Linked DNA regions of Mus musculus: regions 2 and 3 are each linked to region 1. The links are chromatin loops, found by intact Hi-C in ENCODE. Cell type or tissue: heart. All regions are shown on one strand. Links, peaks and the distances in the headings refer to the core of each region. The heading gives the core; the rest is flanking DNA.

What was found. A loop is a pair of places that touch in the nucleus more often than their neighbours do. Peaks named below come from ENCODE experiments on the same cell type or tissue, not always from the same donor. Only the 100,000 strongest peaks of a DNase experiment are listed, where the experiment ranks them.
Region 2: it touches region 1 in a loop (5-fold over the local background); 2 of 42 quality-filtered maps call a loop at or near these places.
Region 3: it touches region 1 in a loop (5-fold over the local background); 9 of 42 quality-filtered maps call a loop at or near these places.

What each region holds. Positions count from the first base shown.
Region 1 is chr4:141,133,845-141,141,654 of GRCm38, reverse strand. It overlaps Szrd1 (SUZ RNA binding domain containing 1), which reads left to right and starts at 1,859. Exons shown (of 4, transcript NM_001025608.2): 1 at 1,859-1,963. The coding sequence starts at 1,913. In heart, for the core only: CTCF peaks have their summits at 2,991 and 3,716; DNase peaks (open chromatin) are centred at 1,834 and 2,964; H3K4me3 peaks cover 1,774 bases; H3K27ac peaks cover 2,025 bases.
Region 2 is chr4:140,963,022-140,967,021 of GRCm38, reverse strand. It overlaps Sdhb (succinate dehydrogenase complex, subunit B, iron sulfur (Ip)), which reads right to left. Exons shown (of 8, transcript NM_023374.4): 2 at 394-527. Among named protein-coding and RNA genes, the nearest start is that of Sdhb, 3.8 kb to the right of the region's middle. In heart, for the core only: a CTCF peak has its summit at 2,239 (motif pointing left); DNase peaks (open chromatin) are centred at 2,271, 2,821 and 3,891; H3K4me3 peaks cover 333 bases.
Region 3 is chr4:141,076,130-141,080,129 of GRCm38, reverse strand. It overlaps Necap2 (NECAP endocytosis associated 2), which reads left to right and starts at 1,773. Exons shown (of 8, transcript NM_025383.4): 1 at 1,773-1,917. The coding sequence starts at 1,826. In heart, for the core only: a CTCF peak has its summit at 1,688 (motif pointing right); DNase peaks (open chromatin) are centred at 1,769 and 3,289; H3K4me3 peaks cover 2,073 bases; H3K27ac peaks cover 1,245 bases.

The sequences.
Region 1 (7,810 bases), core at 1,764-5,763:
GAAAGGCTTCAGTATGCAGGCAGAGGTGTAGAGCAGGAGGTTCTAGGTAAGAGCCCCGTGACAACGGACCTGGCAATGATCCAGAATGCTGGGAAATCTCGGAGGAGGAGAAAAAAGCTGGTAACATTTTACCAAGATGGTTGCAATTATGATCACTAAGAATACAAACTGCAAAATGTCACAACAGGAAACTCTTACTTTATTAAGATTAATGGGACCCTAAAAATATGAGGGAAAACCACATTCCAAGTCAGTTAACTTGATTATAGCACCCACATTGCTGCCTTACTCAACAGCATGTTTTTGATAGAGCTAACTATAAGGGACATGTCCCAGAAATGTTGTCTGTGTTTGGGGAAAGGATTAGAGGTGAGACAGACAGGCAAGCCACCCCCACCAGCTGCCCCCCACCCTTCAGCAGTCATACCCATTAGACAGGGTTTCTTTGTGTAGCCCTGGCTGCCCTGGAACTCACTCTGTAGACCAGGCGACTCAGAAATCCACCTGCCTCTGCCTCCCAAGTGCTGGGATTAAACGCGTCCCGGCGACCCCCTTAGAATTTTTAAGGGAAGTCAGATACCGGTTGTGACTCTTCAGTATAATAAGGTGTGTGTGGGAGGAGGGTGGTGGTTGTTGTCTTGTTTCCTTTTGGTTTAATTTTTGAGACAGGGGCTGTCCTAGAACTCATTCTGTAAACTCACAGAGATTCCCCTGCCTCTGCCTCCTGAGTGCTGGATTAAAGGCGAGGGCCAGCACTGCTCAGGCAGTGCCTGCTTCCTAATGCCATGCTTCTCACCATCTTCAGCTGTCTGAGTCTTTTCTTCCTGCTGCCTTAATTCTTTTCTTTCTTTTTTTTAAAGATGTTTTAATTTATTTATCTGTAAGTATACTGATACTGTAGCTGTCTTCAGACACTCCAGATCTCATTACAGATGGTTGGGAGCCATGTGGTTGCTGGGATTTGAACTCAGGACCTCTGTAAGAGCAGGCTGTGCGCTTAACTGCTGAGCCATATCTCCAGCCCAGAGATGCTTTTTTCTTTTTTCCTCTCGAGACAGGGTTTCTCTGTGTAGCCCTGGCTGTCCTGGAACTCACTTTGTAGACCGGGCTGGCCTCCAACTCAGAAATCCGCCTGCCTCTGCCTCCTGAGTGCTGGGATTAAAGGCGTGCGCCACCACGTCCGGCCAAAGATGCTTTTTAATCCTTTCTTTAAGTATAGAAATGTCTCAAGAATGTTGTAAAACAGGGCTGGTGAGATGGCTCAGTGGGTAAGAGCACCCGACTGCTCTTCCAGACTGCTCTTCCAAAGGCCTGGAGTTCAAATCCCAGCAACCACATGGTGGCTCACAACCATCCTAACGAGATCTGATTCCCTCTTCTGGAGTGTCTGAAGACAGCTACAGTGTACTTACATATAAATAAATAAATCTTAGAAAAAAAAAAAAGTATGACTGGTTACCGGGTGTGGTGGCGCACACCTTAAAAAAAAAAAAAAATGCTGTAAAACAAACATGTGACCTGTAGCTTAGAAAAACTTAGACTCACTTTTTTTCTTTTGAGATTCAATTTTTGAAAAAAAAATTAATTTTCAATCATTGCCTGCCCTTAAGAAACGATGGTTCCAAAGCACACAGTTCCCGAACTGGAGCAGGTAACGTCACTTGAACTCTCTCATTCAGTAAACCAGCGAGCGTATTGACCTCATGAAAGATGGAGGCCGATCTGACTTCCCTGCCCTCTTCCAAGATGGCAGACCAGGCGAGTGGAGGACCTGGCCGGGCGCCTCTTCCGGGCTGGGGGAGGGGGCGTGGTCCATTGAGGAAAGCCCTGCGTGCCTCCGCCCGCGACTCAGGCGCGCTTCAAGGCGCAGGCGCGGGGAGGGGTTGGGGGAGGAGGGAAAGCGGCGAGTAAGATGGAAGATGAGGAGGTCGCTGAGAGCTGGGAGGAGGCGGCAGACAGCGGGGTAAGGAGGAGCTGCCGCCCCGCGGTAGGGCTGGGCGGACCTGGCGTGAGGGAAGCCTCCGGGGAGTGGGTCTGGGGAGAGTTTTCCCCAAGGAAGGGTCTCCCACGCCGGGCCGGAGGTGGAAGAGAGGCCCCCGGTCCCGGATCGCCGTGAAGGCCTCTTAAAGGGGCCGCGTTCCATTTCTCTCTCCACCTTTGCCGGGTGCCTCTCCGCCCAGCGGTGTGCGCTTCGCTCTGGGCGCCCCACCTTCTACCCCGGGGCAACTCTCTCTGGTCCCCCGCGCCCTAGGGACCATTTTAAAGTTCTTGAGCTCCGTCTGGTGAGGGAGGGGCTCGGGTGGAGTGCCTGGCTCGGAGGAAGAGCGGGAGGAGGCCCCGAGACAGCGGGGAGCAAGCGACCATGTGTCCTCTGGGACCACTGGGCTCTGGGCCGAAATCCCCCGCCGCTGTGCGCCTTCCGCCGCGGTGAGCGAGCCTGGTTTTTTCTCTTCCTTTCCCTTTTCCTCTTTCAGTTTTAGTCCGAGTTTTCCGGGGATCTCAGCAGAGCTCCCCTAAACTCTGCAAAGCATCTGCTCTTCCCCGGGACCCACCCTAAGATCTGCGCAGTGGGAAGGATCTCGGACTACGTTCTTCTGAGTGGAGGGAAGGGAAAGGAAGAAGGGTGTGATTTGTAAGATAGCCTCATGCCTGCGAGAAGGGGAGATTACCGATCGGTATGATGCGAGTGAGAGTTTTTGCTTGCCCCCAAAAGTTACAGGAAAAGGAAAAATTATCCCAAGTAGGAACTCCTCTATTAGATTCGTGATTCTCGTGGTAATTTCAGAGTTTGAGGTTCGAAGCTAACCCTCGTGGAGACGGAAATGTCTCTTTGGTGACCATGTGTCCGCGCCTGGGCTGGGCCGGGCTGGGCCGGGCCGGGCCGGGCCGGGCTGGGCTGGGCTGGGCTGGGCTCCGCTCCGGTGACATTCACCTCAAAAGTTTATGTGTGGGGAGTCACATATACTAGGATAGAGGAGGAGTTGGGTCTGTCTTCCCCTAGCGCTTCTAACCAGCACAGCAGTGGTGTATCTTCACAGGAATGTTGAAACTTGGCCTCGAAGTTTTTTCCGCTAGTTCAGCATTTCTCGAAAGATTGGTGATGCTTTTCGACTTAGCATTAACGAGCCTTGGAAGGCCTGCTTGGTTCAGCGATTATTTAATAGAGGTTTAAGGTACATTCCCCTTGAATCAAGAAAGTGTGTGTTTGTTTGGTTTTGGTGTTTTTGAGACAAGATCTCTATATAGCCCTGGCTTTTCTGGAATTCACCAGGTAGACCAGGCTGGCCTCAAAATCACAGAGGTCTCCCTGCCTCTGCCTTCAGAGTGCTAGGATTAAAGGCGTGCGCCACCACACTCAACAAATAAGATTTTTATAGAGACTAACAGGTGTCGCTTAGGTATTTATTCACTCCACCTATATTTTTTGAGTGTGTGCTGCCTGTTAGGAAGTGTGTGCAGGGGCTGGTGAGATGGCTCAGCGGTTAAGAGCACTGACTGCTCTTCCAAAGGTCCTGAGTTCAAATCCCAGCAACCACATGGTGGCTCACAACCATCCGTAACGAAATCTGATGCCCTCTTCTGGAGTGTCTGAAGACAGCTACAGTGTATTTACATATAATAAATAAATAAATATTAAAAAAAAAAAGGAAGTGTGTGCAATAGTGACTTCTGCCAGAAAATGCACAATTTCCGGTAGAGGCATTTATGGCCTGCCACTAGGAGGAGTGTCTCCCAAATGCCCCTCATGTCACCTGTATTTAAAAAAAAAATAGGAAAGGAAAAAAAAACTGTTTTTTTTTTCTTCTTCTGATTTTATTTATTTATTTAGAAAAGAATGGGTTTCCAAACCCTGGTTTTTACAGCTTTCATGTAACCCTGGCTGTCCTGGAATTAGCTCTGTTGACCAGCTAGTCTGGAAACCACAGAGCACTGCCTGCTTGTGTGTTGGGATTGGAAGCAGGCGCCACTACTCCCAGAGAAAGTGAGGATGTGTATTCTCTGCTCGTGGACTCGTGGATGTGTGGGTGCCCGGGGATGCTAGAAGCCGTAGGATCCTCTGTAGCTGGGTTACAGACCTCTGTGAGCCATTGATGGGAGTGCCGGGACGGAAACTCCAGCCTTCTGTAAGAGCAGTGGGCACTTCTTTACCCCTCAGCCATCCCTCCAGACTCCAGACACTGCCCTACATTTTTAATATGTTTGCTTTAATGTGTTTGGTTTTTGGTTTTGGTTTTTTTTTTGGTTTTGATTTTTTTTTTTTTTTTTTTTGAGACAGAGACTCATAGTTACTGTCCATTCATTGTGAAGAGACACCGTCTGACCAAGGCAGTGCCTGTAGAGTCTCAAAAACTGGAGAGCAAGCATTCAAACTTAAGAGTCTATGGGAGTTGTTCTCATTGAAACCACCACATAAGGTCTCCCTGTGTAGCTCTGACTGGCTACACAGTCACTGTGTGGGTTTGGTTCTCCATAAACTCTTAAGGAGTTTGAAGCCTCCCAGGTACCCGGCTTCGGGTCTTTATTTGAAGATGTGCTGTTTGTGAATGTCAGGCTTTACACTGTAGCTCAGGCTGGCCTCAAATGCAGACAGAGCCTAGTATTCAGACTCAGCCTTCCAGATGCTGGCACTATAGACATCTCCACGCCTGGCCTCTCAAGACTGTCATGAATTCGATTCCCTTGAGTAATGCCAATGTGTTTGGCATGAAGGAGGAGGGGGAGGGGGAGCAGCATGCTCTCTGCATGCATCCAGTTGACTCTCTGTGTCTTTGAGGTGCGGGTGGTGGCTGGCGTGAACATTCTTGGCTTTACATTATCCTGTCTCCCTTCCCTTCCCTCCCCTCAATGAGTTTCAAATGTGCCCACCCTCCAAAAAGAAAGGCCTAAACAAACAAGCAACCAGAAGAAACCTTGGGTGGAAGCAGAGGCTCAGTGACTGGGAGTTGGCTGGGTGGAAGCTGAGTGACCAGGCTCTGCAGACCCAGCGGGATCCCTGCCCTCCAGCACAACAGAGCTGGCTCAGGAGCTGACGTCAGGCTTTCCCTTGAGTACCCAGGGTAGGGTATGGTGGTCCACTGATGGGAGGGCCGGCTTGAAGGATCACCTCAGGTGGGTTTTTAACCAGGCTGCAGCTCATCTGCGTGCAATCGTTCCTTTGCGAGTTTCCTTCAGAGAGGCTAGAACCACACTCTAAAGACAGTCCAGAGAGTATAATTTACCTTTCACCAAGACTTGCTTCTTTTAAAATGTGCCCGGTGGGGATGTGAAAACTTAGAATTGAGTCATGGTTGATTCAGGCCTATTGATAGGGAGTGCCCTGAGGGTCAGGCCTGGGGCCCTGTGCATGCTGAGCACAGGCACCACCTGAGGTGACTCCTGCTTCCGACTTTGACCTGTGGCCTCTATCTTCAGCAAGTCTCAAATGGCGATGAGAGCAGTTTGTAATTGGAAGACATCTTCCTGCTCCAGAAAGTAGATCAGCAGTTGGTTTTCAAGGCGGGATTTCTCTGTGTAGCCCTGGCTATCCTGGAACTCACTCTGTAGACCAGAGTGTCCTCAAACTCAGAGATCCACTTGCTTTGCTGAGATTGAAGATGTGTGCCACCACACTCAGCTTGGGTTCTGATGGTTTGAAGCTAGTTATACACGCCACTTGTTTAGACAAAAGAAATATGATGTGGAAATGGCCTATCTCCTCTTGTTGATAAAACACCCCAGCTAGAAAAGGTGGTGACAGTGGAGCTAGGCTGGTGGCTGTAATGCACTGCCGCCTCTCCCTGGATCCCTAGGGTTTCCTTTGATTTTTTTTTCCCCCTCAAATTAAGCAGCTAACAGGAAGAACATTTTTTTTTTTGTTTGTTTGTTGTTGGTTTTTTTTTTTTTTTTTTGTTTTTCGAGACAGGGTTTCTCTGTATAGCCCTGGCTGTCCTGGAACTCATTTTGTAAACCAGGCTGGCCTCGAACTCAGAAATCCGCCTGCCTCTGCCTCCTGAGTGCTGGGACTAAAAGCGTGCACCATCACGCCCAGCCTTAAGCTCCTTTTTCAAAGCAGGGTCTTTATGAAGCCCAGGCTGACTGACCTTGAACTCAGGTCCTCCTGCCTCTAGGATCATAGCTGTGTGCCTCCATATCAGTTCCCCCACCCCCTTATGTATTGCCCGAACCAAGAATGAAACCCAGGGTCTCGTATGTGCAGGCAAGAGATCTACCACTGAGTGCATGTCCAAGCCCGAGAAAACGTCTTGTGCAAGTTAAAGGATAACTAGGTAACTAGTCTTCTGGGTTGAGAATTCGGATGTATGTTTACTTTCCACTCGTGTGAGCCAGTGGGCAGTCTAGATATTGCCCGGTCAGTGATGATTGGCCCTGTGAGAAAGTGTCCTTAGACATTGTATCAGTTGTGTGCCAGGCACTGGAGCACTCGTCCAGCCTGTCAGAAGAGCAGCAACACTGTGCAGAAGGTGAAAAAGTGGGTGCCATGCCTGGAACCAGAGGTCTTTATGTTCACACAAGCCTTGAAAGACTGAGTCAAGAATAGTGGTGCACACCTGTAATCCCACGCTCAGGACGCCGGCTGAGGCCGAGGCTCATGAGTCTGAGGCCAGCCTGGGCAACATGCAGAGATTGTCTCAAGGGGAAAAAGAGGAAGAGTAAAAGAAGATTTGAAAGTTGAGCTGAGCGGAGCCGCGTTGTCTGGTAGCTGGGCAGGTGGTGGTGTGGCCAGTGCACGCAGAGATGAGGCGGAGTGGGGAGAGCGTTCCATGCTGCAAGCATTTCCTCCTGGCCGGAGACACTGGCATTGGCAAGACTCAGTGGAAAAAGATGGAGCCAGAGAGGTTTGTAGGGGCGCTTTGAACTTGCTTCTGGGAGCTGCAACTTTGTCCTTAAAGCAGTGGAAAGCTTTAAATAGCCATCTCCCTGCCTCCGCCCTCCTTTTTAGCAGAGGCAGGACGGAGTTAGATTTTCATTTGAGAGATTAAATCAGCTTCTCTTTGGAGGAGAGTCTGTGTTCCGCTAGGTGTTTTGTTTTATTCTGTTGTCGTCCTGGAGTGTGTGCAGTTGACTGTAGTAGGCACAAGACAGTAGATGAGGTAGTCGGGAGCCCAGCTTTGCCAGGCTGGAGGCCTCAGCACTAATCATCATTTCGGGAAGACCTGGGACCTGCAGTGTTCTCTGACGGGATTTTTTTTGTCAAGCTTTTGGCCAGTTGAGGCATGATGGCTGTGAGTTGGCTGAACCTGACCTCTGGAAAGAAATCTGCTTTCCCGTGGCTTCTGAGAAAGGAGGATAATGAGCTTTTCGGCCGTGGCTCCCAGTCCTTTTCACTGGGGCTGCACAGGGCCCTGTTCTCAGCGTGCTCTGGGCTCCTGAGGGAGCTGCCATGGCTGCGGGGGGCCTTTCCTTCTGCAGGAGAAAAGCGGCTCTCTAAAGCTGTGAAATCCTGCAAGAGAAAGTCGCTATTGTGGAGATGTAGTGACCCAGACACATTCTTGGGGCCAGCACTCTTCATAGTCCCTCCTCTAGAGGAGGCAGGTAGCCCGCCTCCACAAAGCACAGTGCTTTCTGATGTCATGAGACTAGGAAGAGATTGAGTTAACCTGGCTGTGGCCAAAGTACAACTTTTTTTTTATTTTTTGTTTTTTTCGAGATAGGGTTTCTCTGTGTAGCCCTGGCTGTCCTGGAACTCACTCTGTAGACCAGGCTGGCCTCGAACTCAGAAATCCGCCTGCCTCTGCCTCCCGAGTGCTGGGATTAAAGGCGTGCGCCACACAGCGTTTGTTTTTTTTTTTTTTTAAAGATTTATTTATTT
Region 2 (4,000 bases), core at 1-4,000, 170 kb after region 1:
AGAATTGGGGAGGCATAGAGAGGAAGATTAGAAATGCAAGGTCTTCCTCAGCTACATAGTGAGTTCAAGATAAGCCTGGACTACAAAAGACTGGAGAGAGAGAGAGAGAGAGAGAGAGAGAGAGAGAGAGCGAGAGCGCGAGCGCACGTGCGAGCGCGCTCACGCAAGCTAGTTATTGAGAGACATCTAACTGACTCTAAAGACAGAAAACATGTGATTATCTCAATCATTAAGGGAATCGGATTTTACATCTCTCAAGACCTGAAAGGCATGACCCCACAGGCACCACAATCCCTAGCACCGCAAATAATGGCAGAAACCAGACCTAACTGAGAGCCCAGCAAACCCTCCCAAGCTCTCCTTCGCCAGCGCCTGGCTGGCCCAGACACTTACTTATTCAGATCCACCTCGTACGTCTGCATTCGAGGTTTATCTCCAGTCTTGTCTGGGTCCCATCGGTAAATGGCAAATTTTTTGATTCTGGGAGCTGCAGCAGCAGCTGTCTGTGCCCCTCGACAGGCCTGAAACTTGAAAAAGCCACAAAAAGGGAGGGAGGGAGAGAGAGATTGATTGATTAAAAACTGCAAGGCACTCCCCCACTTATCAAGCATGATGATGGCACTTCTGGGCACAAACACGCTGGTATCCAGCTTCCTTGGAAGGCACGGTCATCAACACCCAACAGATGTTAATCCCCCATGATATGGCAGCTATGGGTCCAGGGGCAGTGACACTGCACTGTAGTGACACCACACCGAGCTTCATTTCTGACACAGACAGAACCTTCGCTCCACAGAACTTATCTGTGGTGACCTACAGTGAGGTGGGACCTGCGTGACAAAGTGCATGGAGGGATCCTGAGGAGGTGAGCTGGGGTCATGGCTGCCCTGCCTAGGGTTTAACTGGAGCCCGATGAGCAGAGTGTTAGTAGGCAGGAGGAAAGGCAGGAGTGAGGCTGCTAGGATGGGGAGGCTGACGTGAGGGCGAGAGCACTGCGGTGGGTTCCTTTTGTCCTGAGAGTCATGGAGCACAATGAAACATCAGTTGATACAGGGTCTCACATGCAGTCCAGGCTGGACGCAAACTTTTCAATCTTTCTCCCTCAGCCTTTTAAATGCTGAGATTACAGGTGTGTGCCACACGACTGGCCTATACGACTTTAAACCAAGGTGGTGACAACATTGTATTATGTATGTACGTGAAATAATGACACTTAAAAGGGAGACTTATTACATGAGATCTGAAGAAACCAGTCAGAAAGCTACTTGGGCTTTTAAAACAGGATGCTATGGCCAGTGAGATGGCTCAGAGGGTCAAGTGATTGCTATGGTGGCCTAAAAACTCGAGTTCCATCCCCAGAAGCCAGGTAAGATGGACAGACAGACAGGACTGACTATCCACACAGTGGCATGGGCTACTTCCCTCATCATACAAACAGAATAAAGTTTTTTGTTTTTTTTGTTTTTTTTTTGGTTTTTCGAGACAGGGTTTCTCTGTATAGCCCTGGCTGTCCTGGAATTCACTCTGTAGACCAGGCTGGCCTCGAACTCAGAAATCCACCTGCTTCTGCCTCCCAAGTGCTGGGATTAAAAGTATGTACCACCACTGCCCAGCATTAAGTATTTGTAAAGAATCCCAACATGACAGCTAGGGTGGTGGTGCATCCTTTTAATCCCAGCACTTGGGAGACAGAGGCAAGTGGATCTCTTGAGTTTGAGGCCAGCTTGATCTACAGAGCAAGTTCCAGGACAGCCAGGGCTACACAGAGAAACCTTGTCTAAAAACCAAAACCAAAACCAAAACCAAACCAAACCAAACCAAAAACCCAACATGGTAACATTTTCAAACTGGCACAGGACTCTCGAAAAACACTTGGGAGGTGAAGGCAGGATCATGCAGTTGAGGCCAGAGGAGGCTAAGACCATGCATTTCAAAAGAAAGCACTCCTCCCAAACCCAGTGAAAGCTCACACTGAGGAAACCTGGTGAAGAAAACAAGATGAAGAATGTCTGAACACAAATCAAATTAGGGAACAAACAAGTTCTGCTGTGTTCCACTGCATCTCAGCAAAACCAAGTCTCTGCCATGTGAGTCAGACAGCCGGGGACAATGACCCTGAGCCGATGGCCATGAAGCCCCATCCTCCTGCCTCTGCACCCCCATGCTGGGTCAGCAGGGATGGCCTACAATGCCTGGTTTATGCAGGTGCTGGGGATAATACAGACACATCCTGCGCCCTCTTCTGGACTCTCCAGGTAATTACGACCACATGCATCCGTATTGCGATTCTTCCCTAATGGATGCTGTGTAGCATCGTGCACACTGACATTAGATGCAGAACAGCAGCTCACAGGAACCTCAGTGCTGCCCAGTATTAGGAAGGGGAATATGAGTAACCCCATGAGAAGCCTGTGTCCCCTCGCAGTTTTTGTCCTCTCCCCTAATGTGTGTGCCTAAATCTATATTAAAACTTTTGTTTGAAACAAAACCATATTTATTCCGATTGTGTGCATGATGTCAGAGGTGAGGATGCGCTCGTGTGGAGGGCAGAAGAACACTTTGCAGTAGGGTCCCTCCTTCTGCCTTCATGTGGGCTCTGGGGGCGGGGCTCTGGTCATCAGGCCTGACCAACATGCACAGAGTCATCTCCTTGGCTCTCGGAGTTTTTCCTAATAAACTTTTGCTTTAAAAAAAAAAAAAGACTGTGCAGACAGGGAGATGGGCCAAAGTGTGAGACTTCCTTCTTTCCCTCCCTCCTTGTCCAGCAACTTATGTGCCAAGTTCCCCATGGGAGTGGAGACTGAACACATCTGCAGCTCAATCTATGACTCTAGTGAGCGTGCTATGTGGGAAGAACATCTCTAGACAATCTGCGAGGAGACGAACTTCCTCTAGCTTCTTCAGGGGTGGGCCTGAAGCTAGACAGATGACACAGCCACCAAGAGGGAAGGTGGGCGAAGGCAGGAAGGCAAAGGCAGCATGAAGCCAAACCCACACAGACTCAAGGGGCAAGCTTGTATCTGAAGTGTGTTAGTGTGTTTGCTTCCAATCCAGCCCTGTTACCTTTGAGCTGTGTTTTCTTTAGAGAATCGCTTAGCCAGTCTGGTCCCACTTTCCCCTTTGCAAAGGGGAGGGTGGAGCCGATACCTACTTCACAAGGAGCAAGCCAAACTGCTGGCACAGCTCAGGAAATGATCTGTGCTTTTCTTTCTTTTTTTTTTTTTTAAAGATTTACTTATTATTATATCTAAGTACACTGTAGCTGTCTTCAGACACACCAGAAGAGGGCATCCGATCTCTTTAAAGATGGTTGTGAGCCACCATGTGGTTGTTGGGATTTGAACTTAGGACCTTCGGAAAAGCAGTCAGTGCTCTTAACCTCTGAGCCATCTCTCCAGCCCCGATCTGTGCTTTTCAACACTGGCTTATATATGTATTTGTATTGTTCTGACTGCAGGCGGGCATTCCAGGCGTCTGCCCTCCTGGAGTTCATAGTCCAGACGGAGAAATAAGGATGCTACTGGTAGTTAACCGAGTGCAGCTAAACTCCCACAGGCAGGACTGCAGTCCAGAGGTGCACATCACAGGACTGAGAACCAGAACTGAGGATGGCGCTGTTTGAGCACAAATATGCATTCCCACAGACAGGAGGCCTCTGGAAAGTAGGCAAAGGCCTCTCCTGAAATCCTACCAGAGTCCGACCTTTGAAGCCAGCCTCTTCTACACTCAGAAAGCCCAGCCTGAGCCTGAGAAGTCACCCCTTACAGCAGGGCTCTTACAACTCAACTGCTGCCTCAGCAACGAGGAAAGAGGCTGAAGAACAAGGTCACCAAGAACCATTAACTGGACAACCTATCATGTGGCTCCTCCCCCAAACCGACACACCCCCTTTGTTAGCCACTGATTGCTGCAGCTCTTCAACTAGGGGTGGGGCCTTGTGAAATTTCTCCCATTCCCCTTGGCACGGACTGGTGTTGTGATTATTCATCCCATGTTCTCA
Region 3 (4,000 bases), core at 1-4,000, 60 kb after region 1:
ACTGTTAACAGACGCCATGGCCACAGCAACTTTTATAAGAGAGAGCACGTAATTAGGCTGGCTTACAGTTTCAGAGATTCAGTCCATTATCATCAAGGCGGGAAGCATGGCAGCACGCAGGCAGACATGGTGCTGGAGAAGTAGTTGAACATTCTCCATCTGGATCTGCAGGCAGCAGGAAGAGAAAGGCACTGGGACTGGCTTTGACTTTTGAAACCTCAAAGCTCACCCCCAATAATATACTTCCTCCAAAAGGCCACACCCACTCCAAGGCCACACCTCCTAGTTCCTCTCAAGTAGTGCCAATTCCTAATGACCAAGCATTCAAAATTATGAGCCTATGGGGGCCATTCCCATTCAGACCACCACAGTGATGAAAAAATAGTTATAAACCGAGGCATTAGCCCGGCCGTGGTGTCGCACACCTTTAATCCCAGCATTTGGGAGGCAGAGGCGGGCAGATTTCGGAGTTCGAGGCCAGCCTGGTCTACAGAGTGAGTTCCAGGACAGCCAGGACTGCACAGAGAAATCCTGTCTCGAAAAACCAAAAAACTGAGCCAGGCGTGGTGGCACACGCCTTTAATCCCAGCACTCGGGAGGCAGAGGCAGGTGGATTTCTGAGTTTGAGGCCAGCCTGGTCTACAAAATGAGTTCCAGGACAGCCTGGGCTACACAGAGAAACCCTGTCTCAAAAAAAACCAACAAAAACAAAAAACCCAAAAAATCAACAAAACAAAACAAACATCAAACCGAGGCATTTTTCAAACCGTTGGTGGAGACCTCAGGCAGGTGAGTCACCGCAAAGCCGGGAAACATCATTTATGGCCCTTACTTGCTATCTGATGACATTCTTAGCCTTTATTGGTGAAAGCTGGCATTTGTACCTTCCAAAGGATTTACCTAATAGTCACAAGGATCTTAGGTCACATACAGAGGTGGCCAATAAATGGCTATTTAGAGGGTCAAGATAACTCAAAATCAATTCGCCTCCCAATCTGCCTTATTCTAGCTTTTCACAAGTGATCAACCTCGTGGAAGGATTAGGAGGTGTGTCCTCGTTGGAAAAGCTGTGATGGGGGTTTGGTCTTTGAGTTTTCCAAAAGCCCGTATCAGGCCCGGGTCACTGTCGTCCGTGCTCCCCTTCCTCCCGCCCCATCCCTGTGTGCTGTGGCCCTTCCACCCCCACCAGGATCATGACGTACAGCTCTCAGCTGCTTCTCTGGTATCACGCCTGCCTGCATGCCGCCATGCTCTCCCGCATGCTAATCATGGACTAAGCCTCTGAAACTGTAAGCAAGCCCCCAATGAAAGGATTTCTTTTTGTAAGTGTTGCCTTGGTCATAGTGTCTCTTCACAGCAAAGACAACCAGGAACTTTGGTTCACAACTTTGATTTGTACTCCTGTTGCGCTAAGCCACTGGGGCCTTGCGCACATAGTAGGTTATAAAAAGTTGTGGAGCGAGATTCCTCCAGAAGCCTCTGAGAACCTTCTGGGATTGGCGGGGACAAGGACATTCCGTCAGAAGGGCAGGGCTGCAGGGTATCTTGCATATCAGCCACCCTGGTCTAGGGTATAGAGTTTGAACTACAACCAGGTTCGGGATTAGGCTCAGATCAGCGGCATCTCGAGCTTCTCAGGTCCCACAGCAGCAGAGAGCAATCGCTTCACGGTCTGATCTGAGGCGCCCGGCAGAGGGCACTCGGGAGCGATCGGGGGGTCCCCCGGAGCTTCCGCTCTAGACAGAACTTGGTCATAGAGTCGCATCACTTCCGGTCCTGAAGGGGCGGGGAGAAGCCGGAAGTCCCGAGGGCTCGGGCGATAGAGATGGAGGAGAGTGAGTACGAGTCTGTTCTGTGTGTCAAGCCGGAGGTCCACGTCTACCGCATCCCGCCGCGGGCCACCAACCGTGGTTACAGGTGACCGTTCCTGGCTTAATCTTCCCGTCCCCCGCCCCGGCATGCACTGCGGGGGACGAGGACCGGTTGTCGGGTTTAGGGGCGGAAAGGATGGAGCCCTGTGGCTACTTTAATCGGGGCCAGACTTAGGAGGGGTCGCTGGCCCTGAGCCGTCAGCGGGACGCCGGCAACGGTCGCAGCCAGCTCCTGGGGACCCGAGAGCGCAGTGGGTTCCCTCGGCGGGGTCTACGGGTCGTGTCACAGCGCTAACCGACAGTCGTGACGGGATCCCAGAAAACCCTGCCACCCGCGGAAATCCCCGCCGGGAGGGCACGGGAGGGAACCCGGCCATCTGGGGGACCCGTCCCACGAAGCCCAGGGACGCTGTTCCTATCTCCGGCTCTCCTGACCCCAGTTTCACCCCTGATCACAACATACTTGCAGCTGGGAGGATACCGCCGCCCTTGTCTTGAGTGAGCGTCACCTGAGGCAAATAAACTCAAATGCCTGTAAACACACGGAGTGTCTCCGGAAGGGAACCCAGGACTCTAGTCTAGGAGAGGAGACACAAAGTTGGACACCTTCCCTAACTGAAAAAGATGAAAAATACGTGGTGTGTCCTGTGCCCTGTGGTGGGGTGTTGCTACTTAGGCTGGGTGGCTCTCGAAGGCGATGGGTGTCTGAGTTGTTTGGAAACAGGTCGTCGGGTACCACAAATGTGTTGGAGGGCCAACTCCATCTGCCCTTTGCGCTATGTAACACAGGCTCATAACATTTTCTGAATGGGTATCTTAGAACACTTAACTGTGTCGGTGCGATGATTTTAAAATAATATTAAAATGACAAGAATGGAGGTCAGCAAGCTACAGCTGCCTGTGCTTGCTTTTGCGTGTCTGGGTGTGGTGCGGGTGCATGCAGAAGCCACAGGAGTTCCAGCCAGTGTCTTGCTTTTTTCATGTCCGTTGTTCCCTTGAGGTGGCCCCTAACTGAAGCTGGGGTTGGCTGTTTTCATCTAGACTAGGTGTTCAGCAAGCCCAGTGAAACTCCTTTCTCTGCCCCACCCCACACAGTGGAGGGTCTACAGGTAGCTGGAGCCAGACCTGGCTTTTAGGCGCTAGAGATCCAAACTCGGGGCCTCAAGCTTGCTCATCTGCACCGAATCATCTCCACAGCTGTCTCCCTTTCCTTTCTTGTTATCAAACCGGAGATTGGCAGTCTACCCCTATCTGTTGGGTCTTCGTTCAGTAGACTAGGGTTAGCTTCTCTTGATCCTCCGGAGGGTGGGGTCACCAAGTATCCAGCCAGGCTGGTTTGATACAGAGGAAGCTGCCCGCCCTACACTCAACCTTTCGGGCTCTCCTTAGCCTGAATCTAAAGCCCGCGGCGCCAGGAAGAGGAACAGAAACTGAGCCTGCTGCCTTGTTAGCTGAAGATGTACATTCATGTGGATCTGCCACAGCTGCCAGCTAGAGTTCTAGAGAGCTGACAGTGGCTTTGCTTAGAACTTCCCAGAAAAGCCTTCTGAAAGTACCCATGGCATTTGCTGTTCAGGGGTTTCTCTTTGCTTCTGCTGCTGCTGCTGCTGCTGACGACGACACTGTTGCCTTCTAAAGGAGCCAAAGAAGGCATTGACGAGGGTCCTCGTTCCCTCCTACCTGGAATACAGCCGAGAATATCCTTCCTAGCCGCTCTTTCCTCCCCCGGACCCTCATGCACTTTTACACTCTTTCTACCAAAGATCCTGTCCCTCTGTACTCCCTCCATGGTCTCAAGGGTCCCCCAGCCGGTTGGTCCCGCTAGCTTGGCATCACAGTGCCTTAACAGACACAATAGGCCCGGAGCTGCTTCCTCTATGGACAGGAAGCTGGGAAGGAATTCCCACTTGGGTGAAGGTCTGTGGTCTTTAGAATAGGGGCCAGCAACAGCGGCTGCGTGTGGGCGTTTTGAATGCCAGCACGCTCCAACTGCCTGCAGTTTTGAATGGCCACAGGCTAAGAATAATATTTTGGACAACTTGAAATGACTGGAGATTTTGAAGACTGTTTCATAACGGAACAGTTACGAGCTTCGGATTCTGAGGACTTCCTGAGGGACAGCCTTGCCA